Linked DNA regions of Homo sapiens: region 2 is linked to region 1. A link is a contact called in ENCODE Hi-C data. All regions are on one chromosome and are shown on one strand. The core of a region is the stretch at or near the end of the contact, and the rest is flanking DNA. Distances in the headings are between cores, read along the strand shown.

Region 1 (6,407 bases), core at 1,097-3,596:
AGCTGGGATTACAGGCACCGCACCACCAGGCCCAGCTAATTTTTTTTTTTTTTTTTTTTTTGAGACAGAGTCTGGCTCAGTTGCCCAGACTGGAGTGCAGTGACGCGATCACGGCTCACTGCAAGTTCCGCCTCCTGGGTTCACACTATTCTCCTGCCTCAGCCTCCCGAGTAGCTGGGACTACAGGTGCCTGCCACCACGCCCGGCTAATTTTTTGTATTTTTAGTAGAGACAGGGTTTCACCGTGTTAGCCAGGGTGGTCTTGATCCCCTGACCTCATGATCCGCCCTCCTCGGCCTCCCGAAGTGCTGGGATTACAGGCGTGAGCCACCACGCCCTGCTGCAATTTTTGTATTTTTAGTAGAGATGGGGTTTCACTATGTTGACCAGGCTGGTCTTGAGCTCCTGACCTCGGGTGATCCACCTGCCTCAGCCTCCCAAAGTGTTGGGATTACAGGAGTGAACCACCGCGTCCGGCTTTTTTTTTTTTCTTTTTGGACAGGGTCTCACTCCGATTGCCCAGGCTGGAGTGCAGTGTCACGATTTTGGCTCACTGCAGCCTCGACCTCCCCGGGCTCAGGTGATCCTCCCGAGTAGCTGGAACTTCAGATGGGTGCCACATAGCCCAGCTAATTTTTCATATTTTTTTGTAGAGACGGGGTTTCACCATATTGCCCAGGCTGTGACTTCTGGGCTCAAGCGATCCTCCCACCTCGGCCTCCCAAAGTACTGGGATTGCAGGTGTCAGCCACCGCACCCGGTAGAGTTTTTTGCTGTTGTTTTTTGTTGGTTTGTTTTTTGTTTTTTTGTTTTTTCTTGAGACGGAGTCTCGCTCTGTTGCCCAGCCTGGAGAGCAGTGGCGCCATCTCGGCTCACTCCAACCTCCTTCTCCCAGGATCAAGCGATTCTCCTGCCTCCGCCTCCCTAGTACCTGGGATTACAGGCACGCGCGCCAGGCTAATTTTTGTATTTTTAGTAGAGATGGGTTTCACCATGTTGGCCAGGCGGGTCTGAAACTCCTGACCTCAAGTGATGGGCCTTGGCCTCCCAAAGTGCAGGGATTACAGGCGTGAGCCAACGCGCCTGGCAGTTTGCATTTTTAAGGAGTTCTCAGGTGATGCTGATTCTGCTGATCGCGGGACTCCGCTTTGAGATCAGCTCTCCTAGGGTATCTAAGTGACGGGGCAGACCCGCAAAAGAGATTTAGTGGAAGATGGCCCCCTAGAGGAGCTGGCCTGGGATTCCTGGGACTTCTAAACCTACAGTGCACAAATGTCCTAGATTTTCCACCTTTGGTTGCTTCTAGCCACAATCTTCCTTCCCAACCACATCTTGCCCTTTCTACTCACAAACCAGGAGGCACACCCAGGGTTTTTTTTAACATGGTGATTTGCAGAACTGTCCTAGGCCTTCAGACTAAGGAGCTGGAGTGATCCTGAAAGATCCCGGAAGCGAAACTCGCCTTTCCGGGCACCTGGGTGAAGGAAGCTTTTCCTACCAGGGCCCCTAAAGCCACTCACCTCGATTTCTGCGGATCCAAAGGTGGAAAGACACTGTCCCGATCAGGAGCATCGCAAGGGTCTGGAGAAAGGGCCATCCATAAATGAAGATCAGGACTCCGTATTCTGAGACTGTTTCAATCACAAATAAGACTCGGAACAGCCTCTGGAAGGCCGACAGCATTTCGCGTTTCTGGCCTGGGAAAGTAAGGGTGCGCTAAGGCACGAGTAGTACAGCTCCTCCCGCCACCGCAGAGCCCGCCGGCGGGAAGAGACCAGACACCGACGGAGAAGCGAAGTTCAGGACGCGAAGGAAAGGGCCACTTCGGGTCGGGGTCAACCCAGACTGGACCAATGCACAGTCTAGGTGGATTAACGCGCCACCGCGAGAAGTGGGCACGGGACCACATGCGGCTGGCAAGACGTCCCAGGGCTCAAGCTCCAGGCTCGGTCACCAAACAACGGTGATAACATCCACAACGCCACGTAAACCATCTTTGGGCCTTGATCGTTTTCCAATAACCGACTGAACTGAGGGCGTGACCAAACGACAAGAACCGGAGGAGAGGACCCGGAGAACGGAGCAGCATCCCGCCGCCCGCCTCCAGGAAAGCCCGAGGCACTGTAGCAGGAGGGTCTGGGCTCCGCGCCTTAATTACACCGCCCTGGACCCGCCTCTTCCGCCGCTCGCTCCTCTGACCGGCACCCGAAGGTGCTGTCCCGCCCACGGACTCGCTCACACTCCGTTTCTTCGATCCTTTAGACGACTTTTTACCGTTCAGGGATGCTCTCCGTTACCGCCTCTGCCATTTGGTTGCCCTCCCTGCGGTCCAAGGGCCTGGAACACTCCCCAGGGCTGCCAGGCCAGCGCTTTCCAGGGGCTCCAGCCTACAGCGCCGCCACCTGGGGCTGGAGCCAGAAACGCAGGGGCCGGGGGCTCACCGGCTGCCAAGTAGAGGGCGTCGAAAATGGGGCTGGGTGTGTAAGAATGCTTGTGATTTTTGCACACTGATTTTGTATCCCGAGACTTTGCTGAAGTTGCTTATCAGCCTAAGGAGATTTCGGGCTGAGAAGATGAGGTTTTCTAAATATACAATCATGTCATCTGCAAACGGACAATTTGACTTCCTCTTTTCCTAATTGAATATTCTTTATTTCTTTCTCCTGCCTGATTGCCCTGGCCAGAACTTCCAACACTATGTTGAATAGCAGTGGTGAGAGAGGACATCCCTGTCTTGTGCCAGTTTTCTAAGGGAATGCTTCCAGTTTTTGCCTATTCAGTACGATATTGGCTGTGGGTTTGTCATAAACAGCTGTTATTATTTTTAGATACGTCCCATCAATACCTAATTTATTGAGTGTTTTTAGCATGAAGCGCTGTTGAATTTTGTCAAAGGCCTTTTCTGCATCTATTGAGATAATCATGTGGTTTTTTTTCTTTGGTTCTGTTTATATGATGGATTATGTTTATTGATTTGCATATGTTGAACCAGCCTTGCATCCCAGGGATGAAGCCCACTTGATCATGGTGGATAAGCTTTTTGATGTGCTGCTGGATTTGGTTTGCCAGTATTTTATTGAGGATTTTTGCATCGATGTTCATCAGGGATATTGGTCTAAAATTCTCTTTTTTTGTTGTGTCTCTGCCAGGCTTTGGTATCAGGATGATGCTGGCCTCATAAAATGAGTTAGGGAGGATTCCCTCTTTTTCTATTGATTGGAATAGTTTCAGAAGGACTAGTACCAGCTCTTCCTTGTACCTCTGGTAGAATTCGGCTGTGAATCCTTCTGGTCCTGGACTTTTTTGGTTGGTAGGCTATTAATTATTGGCTCAATTTCAGAGCCTGTTATTGGTCTATTCAGGGATTCAGTTTTTTCCTGGTTTAGTCTTGGGAGGGTGTATGTGTCCAGGAATTTATCCATTTCTTCTCGATTTTCTAGTTTATTTGCATAGAGGTGTTTATAATATTCTCTGATGGTAGTTTGTATTTCTGTGGGATCAGTGGTGATATCCCCTTTATCATTTTTTATTGCGTCTATTTGATTCTTCTCTCTTTTCTTCTTTATTAGTCTTGCTAGCTATCAATTTTGTTGATCTTTTCAAAAAAGCAGCTCCTGGATTCATTGATTTTTTGAAGGGTTTTTGTGTCTCTATCTCCTTCAGTTCTGCTCTGATCTTAGTTATTTATTGCCTTCTGCTAGCTTTTGAATGTGTTTGCTCTTGCTTCTCTAGTTTTTTTAATTGTGATGTTAGGGTGTCAATTTTAGATCTTTCCTGCTTTCTCTTGTGGGTATTTAGTGCTATAAATTTCCCTCTACACACTGCTTTAAATGTGTCCCAGAGATTCTGGTATGTTGTGTCTTTGTTCTCATTGGTTTCAAATAACATCTTTATTTCTGCCTTCATTTCATTATGTACCCAGTAGTCATTCAGGGGCAGGTTGTTCAGTTTCCATGTAGTTGAGCAGTTATGAGTGAGTTTCTTAATCCTGAGTTCCAGTTTGATTGCACTGTGGTCTGAGAGACAGTTTGTTATAATTTCTGTTCTTTTACATTTGCTGAGGAGTGCTTTACTTCCAACTATGTGGTCAATTTTGGAATAAGTGCGGTGTGGTGCTGAGAAGAATGTATATTATGTTGATTTGGGGTGGAGAGTTCTGTAGACGTCTGTTAGGTCTGCTTGGTGCAGAGCTGAGTTCAATTCCTGGATATCTTTTTTAACTTTCTGTCTCATTGATCTGTCTAATGTTGACAGTGGGGTGTTAAATTCTCCCATTATTATTGTGTGGGAGTCTAAGTCTCTTTGTAGGTCTCTAAGGACTTGCTTTATGAATCTGGGTACTCCTGTATTGGGTGCATATATATTTAGGATAGTTAGCTCTTCTTGTTGAATTGATCCCTTTACCATTATGTAGTGGCCTTCTTTGTCTCTTTTGATCTTTGTTGGTTTAAAGTCTGTTTTATCAGAGACTAGAAATGCAACCCCTGCCTTTTTTTGTTTTCCATTTGCTTGGTAGATCTTCCTCCATCCCTTTATTTTGAGCCTATGTGTGTCTCTGCCCCTGAGATGGGTCTCCTGAATACAGCACACTGATAGGTCTTGACTCTTTATCGTATTTGCCAGTCTGTGTCTTTTAATTGGAGTATGTAGCCCATTTACATTTAAGGTTAATATTATTATGTGTGAATTTGATCCTGTCATTATGATGTTAGCTGGTGATTTTGCTCGTTAGTTGATGCAGTTTCTTCCTAGACAAACAGCCAAATCATGAGTGAACTCCCATACACAATTGCTTCAAAGAGAATAAAATACCTAGGAATCCAACTTACAAGGGATGTGAAGGACCTCTTCAAGGAGAACTACAAACCACTGCTCAACAAAATAAAAGAGGACACAAACAAATGGAAGAACATTCCATGCTCATGGATAGGAAGAATCAATATCGTGAAAATGGCCATACTGCCCAAGGTAATTTATAGATTCAATGCCATCCCCATTAACCTACCAATGACTTTCTTCACAGAATTGGAAAAAACTACTTTAAAGTTCATATGGAACCAAAAAAGAGCCCACATTGCCAAGTTAATCCTAAGCCAAAAGAACAAAGCTGGAGGCATCATGCTACCTGACTTCAAACTATACTACAAGGCTACAGTAACCAAAACAGCATGATACTGGTACCAAAACAGAGATATAGACCAATGGAACAGAATAGAGCCCTCGGAAATAATACCACACATTTACAACCATCTGATCTTTGACAAACCTGACAAAAACAAGAAATGGGGAAGGGATTCCCTATTTAATAAATGGTGCTGGGAAAACTTGCTAGCCATATGTAGAAAGCTGAAACTGGATCCCTTCCTTACACCTGATACAAAAATTAATTCAAGATGGATTAAATACTTAAATCTTAGACCTAAAACCATAAAAACTCTAGAAGAAAACCTAGGCAATACCATTCAGGACATAGGCACGGGCAAGGACTTCATGTTTAAAACACCAAAAGCCACGGCAACAAAAGCCAAAATTGACAAATGGGATCTGATTAAACTAAAGAGCTTCTGCACAGCAAAAGAAACTACCATCAGAGTGAACAGGCAGCCTACAGAATGGGAGAACATTTTTGCAATCTACTCATCTGACAAAGGGTTAATATCCAGAATCTACAAAGAACTCAAACAAACTTACAAGAAAAAAACAAACAACCCCATCAACAAATGGGCAAAGGATACGAACAGACACTTCTCAAAAGAAGACATTTATGCAGCCAACAGACATATGGATAAATGCTCATCATCACTGGCCATCAGAGAAATGCAAATCAAAGCCACAATGAGATACCATCTCACACCAGTTAAAATGGTGATCATTAAAAAGTCAGGAAATAACAGGTGCTGGAGAGGATGTGGAGAAATAGAAACACTTTTACACTGTTGGTGGGACTGTAAACTAGTTCAACCATTGTGGAAGACAGTGTGGCGATTCCTCAAGGATCTAGAACTAGAAATACTACTTGACCCAGCCATCCCATTACTGGGTATATACCCAAAGGATTATAAATCATGCTGCTATAAAGACACATGCACACGTATGTTTATTGTGGCACTATTCACAATAGCAAAGACTTGGAACCAACCCAAATGTCCATCAATGATAGACTGGATTAAGAAAATGTGGCACATATACACCATGGAATACTATGCAGCCATAAAAAATGATGAGTTCATGTCCTTTGTAGGGACATGGATGAAGCTGGAAACCATCATTCTCAGCAAACTATCGCAAGGACAAAAAAACCAAACACCACATGTTCTCGCTCAGGTGGGAATTGAACAATGAGAACACTTGGACATAGGAAGGGGAACATCACTCACCAGGGCCTGTCTGTGGGGTGGGGGGACGGG
Region 2 (6,407 bases), core at 1-2,500, 270 kb after region 1:
TCCGGGTTCAAGCAATTCTTCTGCCTCAGCCTCCCCAGTAGCTGGGATTAAAGGTGACTGCCACCACGCCTGGCTAATTTTGGAATTCTTAGTAGAGATGGGGTTTCACCATCTTGGCCAGGATGGTCTTGATCTCTTGACCTCATGATCCACCCACCTTGGCATCCTAAAGTTTAGGATTACAGGCGTGAGCCACTGCACCTGGCAGGAAGGAAGATTTAGAGGGCAACTTGTCAATTTGGATGGCATCCTGGGCTGTGGGGCTGGCAGGAAGCTGTCCTGGACAGGGCACAGAGTGGCCAGGACAATAGGGAGGAGAGGCACCGGCTGGGGGGATTTGCCAGAGGCGGTGCCTCCCTTCCCCAGCAGGGCATGTGCTCCAGATCTTGTGCCACTTGACATGCAGAGCCTGGGTGCAACCTGCAGAAACCATGTGGGCTGTGCCCCAGCCTTGGGGTGGGTGTGGACCTGGTCTCCCTGGGGATACTGGAAGGGCCTCTGGGAGATATTTAGGGCGCAGCCTGGACATCTATACCATGCACTGGCAAACATACAAACAACAAAAAAACAGGGTATTCTATATATTCTATTGATTTTTAAATGTTGGCTGCAGCTGCTACATTCCTCGAGAGTAACTGAGTCCCACACAAGAAACCCTAAGCTCAACAGATTCTCTATTAGATGATTGCATTTTTTCAGAAACAATCTCCTAACCACCAGGCCTCTGGCCAATTTCTTTTCTGAGTTCCTGTTCCTGCCAGAAAGGGCAAATTCATTATCCTGTGAGGTCCAAGCTGGCCTCTTGGAGGTACAGCAAAGACTTTTACCCTTGGCCTGGAAGCAAAGGCTAGCCATGTGGCGCCCTTGGGCTTTTTTTTTTTTTTTCTAGAAAGTTTTCTGGTGAGTTAAAAAAACGTGCTCAGAGTCCTACCCACCCCCACCCCCATCCCCAGCCCAGGCGAGTTGATGTGTGGATTCCTGGCATTTGTTATTTGCTGCCCAAATGACCCTGGCCTCTGGGAATGAGGCCCCGGACCTTTGCTTTTATGTCCCAGAGCTCCTGTGAGTTTTACAAAATTATCATAATTATATTTCAATCTTAAGAGCTAGTTCTGCATTTTAGGCTAAAAAGCAAGAAATGAGGGACAAGAAAGTCACTTTTTGCCTAGTGTCCCTGCTGCCCCCAGCGGTCAGCAGCCTCTGACGCTGAGGGTGTAGACCCGGGTTCTGAGGCCCCAGTGTGACTTTCCATTGTTCGCGAGGCCCTCACCCGCTGCGCCGCCCGGGCTGAGTCATTCTAAATTCCTTTCTTTGTGTTTTCTCTCTGCAGTCACGCAGAAATAGTTGCTCCACTAGTCATCTTCTTTCCTTAAACCAAAAAGAAAGAAAAAAAAATCTAGCCTTTGATAGTTCTTATTCACGAATCAGCTAAAATATGAGTCAAACACAAGTTTCCTGAGAGCTATAAATATTTGCTGCACCCCACCCTACTGGGAAATACCCACAGTCCGTGTTTCGCCACCGAGTGGCTCAAATCTGGAGGATTTCTTTGGTGTCCGGGGTAAAACGATCCCTGCTGTGAGTGGTTTTTAGGGCAGTGAATCTGTAATGTATTCCAAGCTTCTGAAGACAGGGTGTGTGTGTGTGTGTGTGTGTGTGCGTGTGCGTGTGTGTTTATGCTGTAACAATCGGTTCTTTAAAACGTATTTTTTAAAATACAAAGTCCTTATGGTGAAAGTTATGGACATTGACACTGGGATAAGAGAGTGGAGAAAGTAGTGAGCTGAATGGCATCCTTCAGGAGTGTCAGTGTTTTGTTTTTTGGTGTTTTTATTGGCAAGTAAATATGGGTCATTTGGCATGGCCAGTGGGCTGACATGAATATCAACAAGGGCCACTTTGTAGGCCACAGAAGCCACCTTATCATCCAGTCTGAGGTGTAAAGTTTGAGGGTGGATTGGGGAGGGTCACTCCAGCCTGAAGCCCAAGAGCCAGAAACCCTAGATTTGGGGTTCTAAAGTCAGGCGGAAGTTTTGGGGCTGACCTTGAGTTTTTGTATTTGTTTTTTACAATGCATTCTTTTTCTGATTGTTATTATTATTTTTAATGACCCAAAGCAATCTATAGCAATGCAATTGCTATAAAAATACCAATGACATTCTTCACAGAAATAGAAAAAAAATCCCTAAAATTAATATGGAACCATAAAGACCCCAACTAGCCAAAGCTATACTGAGCAAAATGAACAAAGCTGGAGGTATTACACTACCTGATTCAAAATATACTACAAAGTGATAGTAACTGAAACAGCATGGTATTGGTATAAAAACAGACACCGACCAATGGAACAGAATAGAGAACCCAGAAATAAATCCATGCATTTACAGCCAACATTTTTTTATAAAGGCACCGTGGACATACACCAGGAAAAGGATGCCTCCTTCAATAAATGATGCTGGGAAAACTCGATATCCATATGCAGAAGAATGAAACTAGACCCCTCACCGTCTCTGGACACACTGCCTATGAGTTAGCCCTGCTCCTCACACAGCAGCAGGAAAAAAAAAAAAAGCAAATAGACCCCTATTTCTTACCATATACTAAAATCAACTAGTCTGGGTGTGGTGGCTTATGCCTGTAATCTGAGCACTTTGAGAGGCTGAGGCAGGTGGATCACCTGAGCCCAGGAGTTTGAGACCAGCTTGGCCAACATGGCAAAACCCCGTCTCTACTAAAAATACAAAAATTAGCCAGGCATGGTGGCATGTGCCTGTAGTCCCAGCTACTCAGGAGGCTGAAGTACGAGAATCACTTGAACCCAGGAGGTGGAGGCTGCAATGAGTCAAGATCACACCACTGCACTCCAGTCTGGGCAACAGAGTGAGACCCTGTCTCAAAAAAAAAAAAAAAAAAAAAAAGAATAAAACACCTGTACGTGAATGTTCTAGCAGTGTTATTCATAACTGCCAAAAAATAGAAACATCAACTAATGAAAAAACAAATAAATAATAATATATCCATTCAATGGAATATTATTTGGCAATAAAAAAGGAATGAAATACAGATACATGCTACCAGAGGATGAACCTAGAAAACAGGCTAAGAGAAATAAGCCAGTCATAACAGATCACATATTCTATAAGAAATGTCCAGAATAGTCATATCTGTAGAGACGGAAAGTAGGTTAGTGGTTGACTGGTACTGGGAAAAGAGAGGGAATGAAGAGTGACTGTGAATGGATATGAGGTTTCTTTACAGGGTGATGACGTGTTCTGTAATTAGACATTTAATAGTTGCACAACCCTGAATATACTAAAAAATCACTAAATTGTACACTTTTTTAAAAAAGAGATGGGGTCTTGCTATGTTTCCTAGGCTCAAGTAATCTTCCCTCTACAGCCTCCTGAGTAGCTGAGCCCTACAGGTGCACTCCATCATGCCCAGCTGACTTGTACACTTTTATTTTATTTATTTATTTATGAGATGGAGTCTTGCTGTGTTGCCCAGGCTAGAGTGCAGTGGTGCAATCTCAGCTCACTGCAACCTCCACCTCCTGGGTTCAAGTGATTCTCCCGTCGCAGCCTCCCGAGTAGCTGGGATTACAGGCATGTGCCACCACGCCTCGCTAATTTTGTATTTTTAGTAGAGACCGGGTTTCACCATCTTGGCCAGGCTGGTTTCAAACTCCTGACCTCAGGTGATCTGCCTGCCTCGGCCTCCCAAAGTGCTGGGATTTCAGGCCTGAGCCACCGCGCCTGGCCTACTCAACATTTTTGAGGTCTCTATATGGTCCTGAATTATATTATTCCATAATAAACATCCACCAGATTTAACTTATATTTCCCTAATCATGGACACCTGGGTTGCCTCCAACTCTGTCACAATAAACAGTGTGGAGTATACGCTTTCTTAGGGACTTCAGCAAATCACTCTGGGACATATACCCAGATGTGGGGCATATATACAGGGCCAAAGGACACATTTTTATTTAATTCAAATACAAACATTTTGCTTTCTGGAATGGGTTTGCCAGTTTATATCCCACACTCACTCCCTTTGTGGACAAGAATTTTTGTCTTCCCACATCCTTTGCCAACACTTAGCATCAGGTTTTATAATTTTTTTTTTTAGATGGAATTTCGCTCCTGTTGCCCAGGCTGGAGTGCAATGGCGTGATACTGGCTTACTGCAACCTCCGCCTCCTGGGTTCAAGCGATTCACCTGCCTCAGCCTCCCTAGTAGCTGGGATTACAGGCGACCACCACTACACCCAGCTTTTTTTTTTTTTTTCTGGTATTTTTAGTAGAGACAGGTTTTGCCGTATTGGCCAGGCTGAGTCTCGAGCTCCTGACCTCAGGTGATCGCCTGCCTCGGCCTTCCAAAGTGCTGGATTACAGGCGTGAGCCACCATGCCCAGCCATATTTTCTAATTTTTGCCAATCTGATGGATCTAAAGTAATATTTCATTATAGTTTAGTGTGCATTTCTTTTCTCCTTTCCTTTCCTTTTCTTTTTTATTTTTTGAGACGGAGTTTTGTTCTTGTAGCCCAGGCTGGAGTGCAGTGGCGCCACCTCGGCTCACTGCAACCTCCGTCTCCCGGGTTCAAGCAATTCTCCTGACTCAGCCTCCCTAGTAGCTGGGATTACAGGCGCCCACCACTACGCCCGGCTAATTTTTGTATTTTTAGTAGAGACAGGGTTTCACCATGTTGGCCAGGCTGGGTTCGAACTCCTGACCTCAGGTGATCCACCTGCCTTGGCCTCCCTAAGTGCTGGGATTACAGGCGTGAGCCACTGTGTCTGGCCTTCTTTTTTTTTTTTTTCTTTACACATTTTTTCTTTCTTTTCTTTGTTTTATTTTATTGTTTTATAGAGGAGAGGGTCTCACTATGTTGCCCAGGCTGGTCTTGAACTCCGAGGCTTAAGTGTCAGCCTCCCAAAATGCTAGGATTGCAGATGTTACAGATGGGAGCCACCACACCCAGCCTGAAATATCTTCTTAGTGTTAAAAAAAAAAAAAAAAAGAGAGAAGTGCATTATAATAGATATTGTAGGCCGGGCGCAGTGGCTCACGTCTGTAATCCCAGCACTTTGAGAGGCCGAGGTGGATGGATCATGAGTTCAGGAGTTGAAGAATAACCTGGCCAAGATGGTGAAACCCGGTCTCTACTAAAAATACAGGCTGGGCTCGGTGGCTTACGCCTGTAATCCCAGCACTTTGGGAGGCCGAGGCGGGTGGATTACGAGGTCAGGAGATCGAGACCATCCTGGCTAACACGGTGAAACCCCGTCTCTACTAAAAATACAAAAAAATTAGCCAGGCGTGGTGGTGGGCACCTGTAGTCCCAGCTACTCGGGAGGCTGAGGCAGGAGAATGGCATGAACCCGGGAGACGGAGCTTGCAGTGAGCCGAGATGGCACCACTGCACTCCAGCCTGGGCAACAGAGCAAGACTCTGTCTCAAAAAAAAGAAAAATAAATAAATAAATAAAAATACAAAAAAATTAGCAAGGTATGGTGGTGGGCGCCTGTAATCCCAGATATTGGGGAGGCTGAGGCAGAGAATTGCTTGAACCCAGGAGGCCAAGGTTGCAGTGAGCTGAGATCGTGCCACTGCATTCCAGCCTGGGTGACAGAGCAAGACTCTGTCTCAAAAAAAAAAAAAAATTAGATCTTATATGGGTGATTTATTCAATATACAGACTTGAATTTCCTCTAACAGCATTCATTACTTCATACAAAACAGTTCTTTTTTTTTTTTTTTTTTTTTTCTGAGATGGAGTCTTGCTCTATTGCCCAGGCTGGAATACGGTGGTATCATCTCGGCTCCCTGCAACCTCCACCTCCCGAGTTCAAGTGATTCTCCTGCCTCAGCCTCCTGAGTAGCTAGGACTACAGGCTCACGCCACCATGCCCAGCTAATTTTTGTATTTTTAGTAGAGACGGGGTTTCACTATGTTGGTCTGGCTGATCTCAAACTCCTGATCTTAATGATTCTCCCGCCTTGGTCTCCCAAAGTGCTGGGACTATAAGCATGAGCCACCATGCCCAGCCCAAAACAATTCTTAAGCATTAAAAAGATCAGACTCTTTATCCTTTCCAGATCACTTTTAATATCAACAAAACTTCTGGGGAAAGTTCAAGTTTCAGACTGTAGAGTGAAGGCTATAAAACGTGCTTAACACAAGGGGCTATTTGTAGTGCTCTAAAGCATGATTGGGACCAGGATGCACACTTGATCGGAGAGGTGATAACACTGTTGGACATGTTAGCGTATTTCAGTTGTTTCTGACAGTGAGAGTGCTTAAGAAAAAGATTTAATACAATATATATGTATAATCCTACCCCTCTACCAAAGTCTAGACGATTATGGACTGAGAATGTGTATGAGGAAACTGATAGTTTCA

Evidence for each region. Hi-C counts contacts between places; a loop is a spot of excess contacts on that map. Pooled maps may share reads with other maps.
Region 2: a pooled map shows a loop between it and region 1 (2.9-fold over the local background). The contact joins the enhancer-like site here to the promoter of C6orf147 in region 1. A Hi-C loop is called at or near these places in 5 of 50 pooled maps.

Annotation. Positions count from the first base shown.
Region 1 is chr6:73,308,032-73,314,438 of GRCh38, forward strand. C6orf147 (chromosome 6 open reading frame 147) reads right to left here and starts at 2,347. Exons shown (of 5, transcript NR_027005.4): 1 at 2,275-2,347; 2 at 1,521-1,697. LOC122539213 (KHDC1-KHDC1L) reads right to left here and starts at 2,128. Exons shown (of 7, transcript NR_173146.1): 1 at 1,521-2,128. It also overlaps a transcript of KHDC1 not described here. RefSeq lists enhancers at 1,646-1,715, 2,236-2,495.
Region 2 is chr6:73,579,226-73,585,632 of GRCh38, forward strand. No RefSeq gene overlaps it. Among named protein-coding and RNA genes, the nearest start is that of EEF1A1-AS1, 59 kb to the left of the region's middle. RefSeq lists enhancers at 529-1,372, 688-1,887, 1,278-1,607, 1,373-2,216, 2,217-3,059. Within about 2 kb of position 1,251, at least 39 of the 41 ENCODE cell types and tissues checked have a DNase peak (open chromatin) inside an H3K27ac peak, as active enhancers do.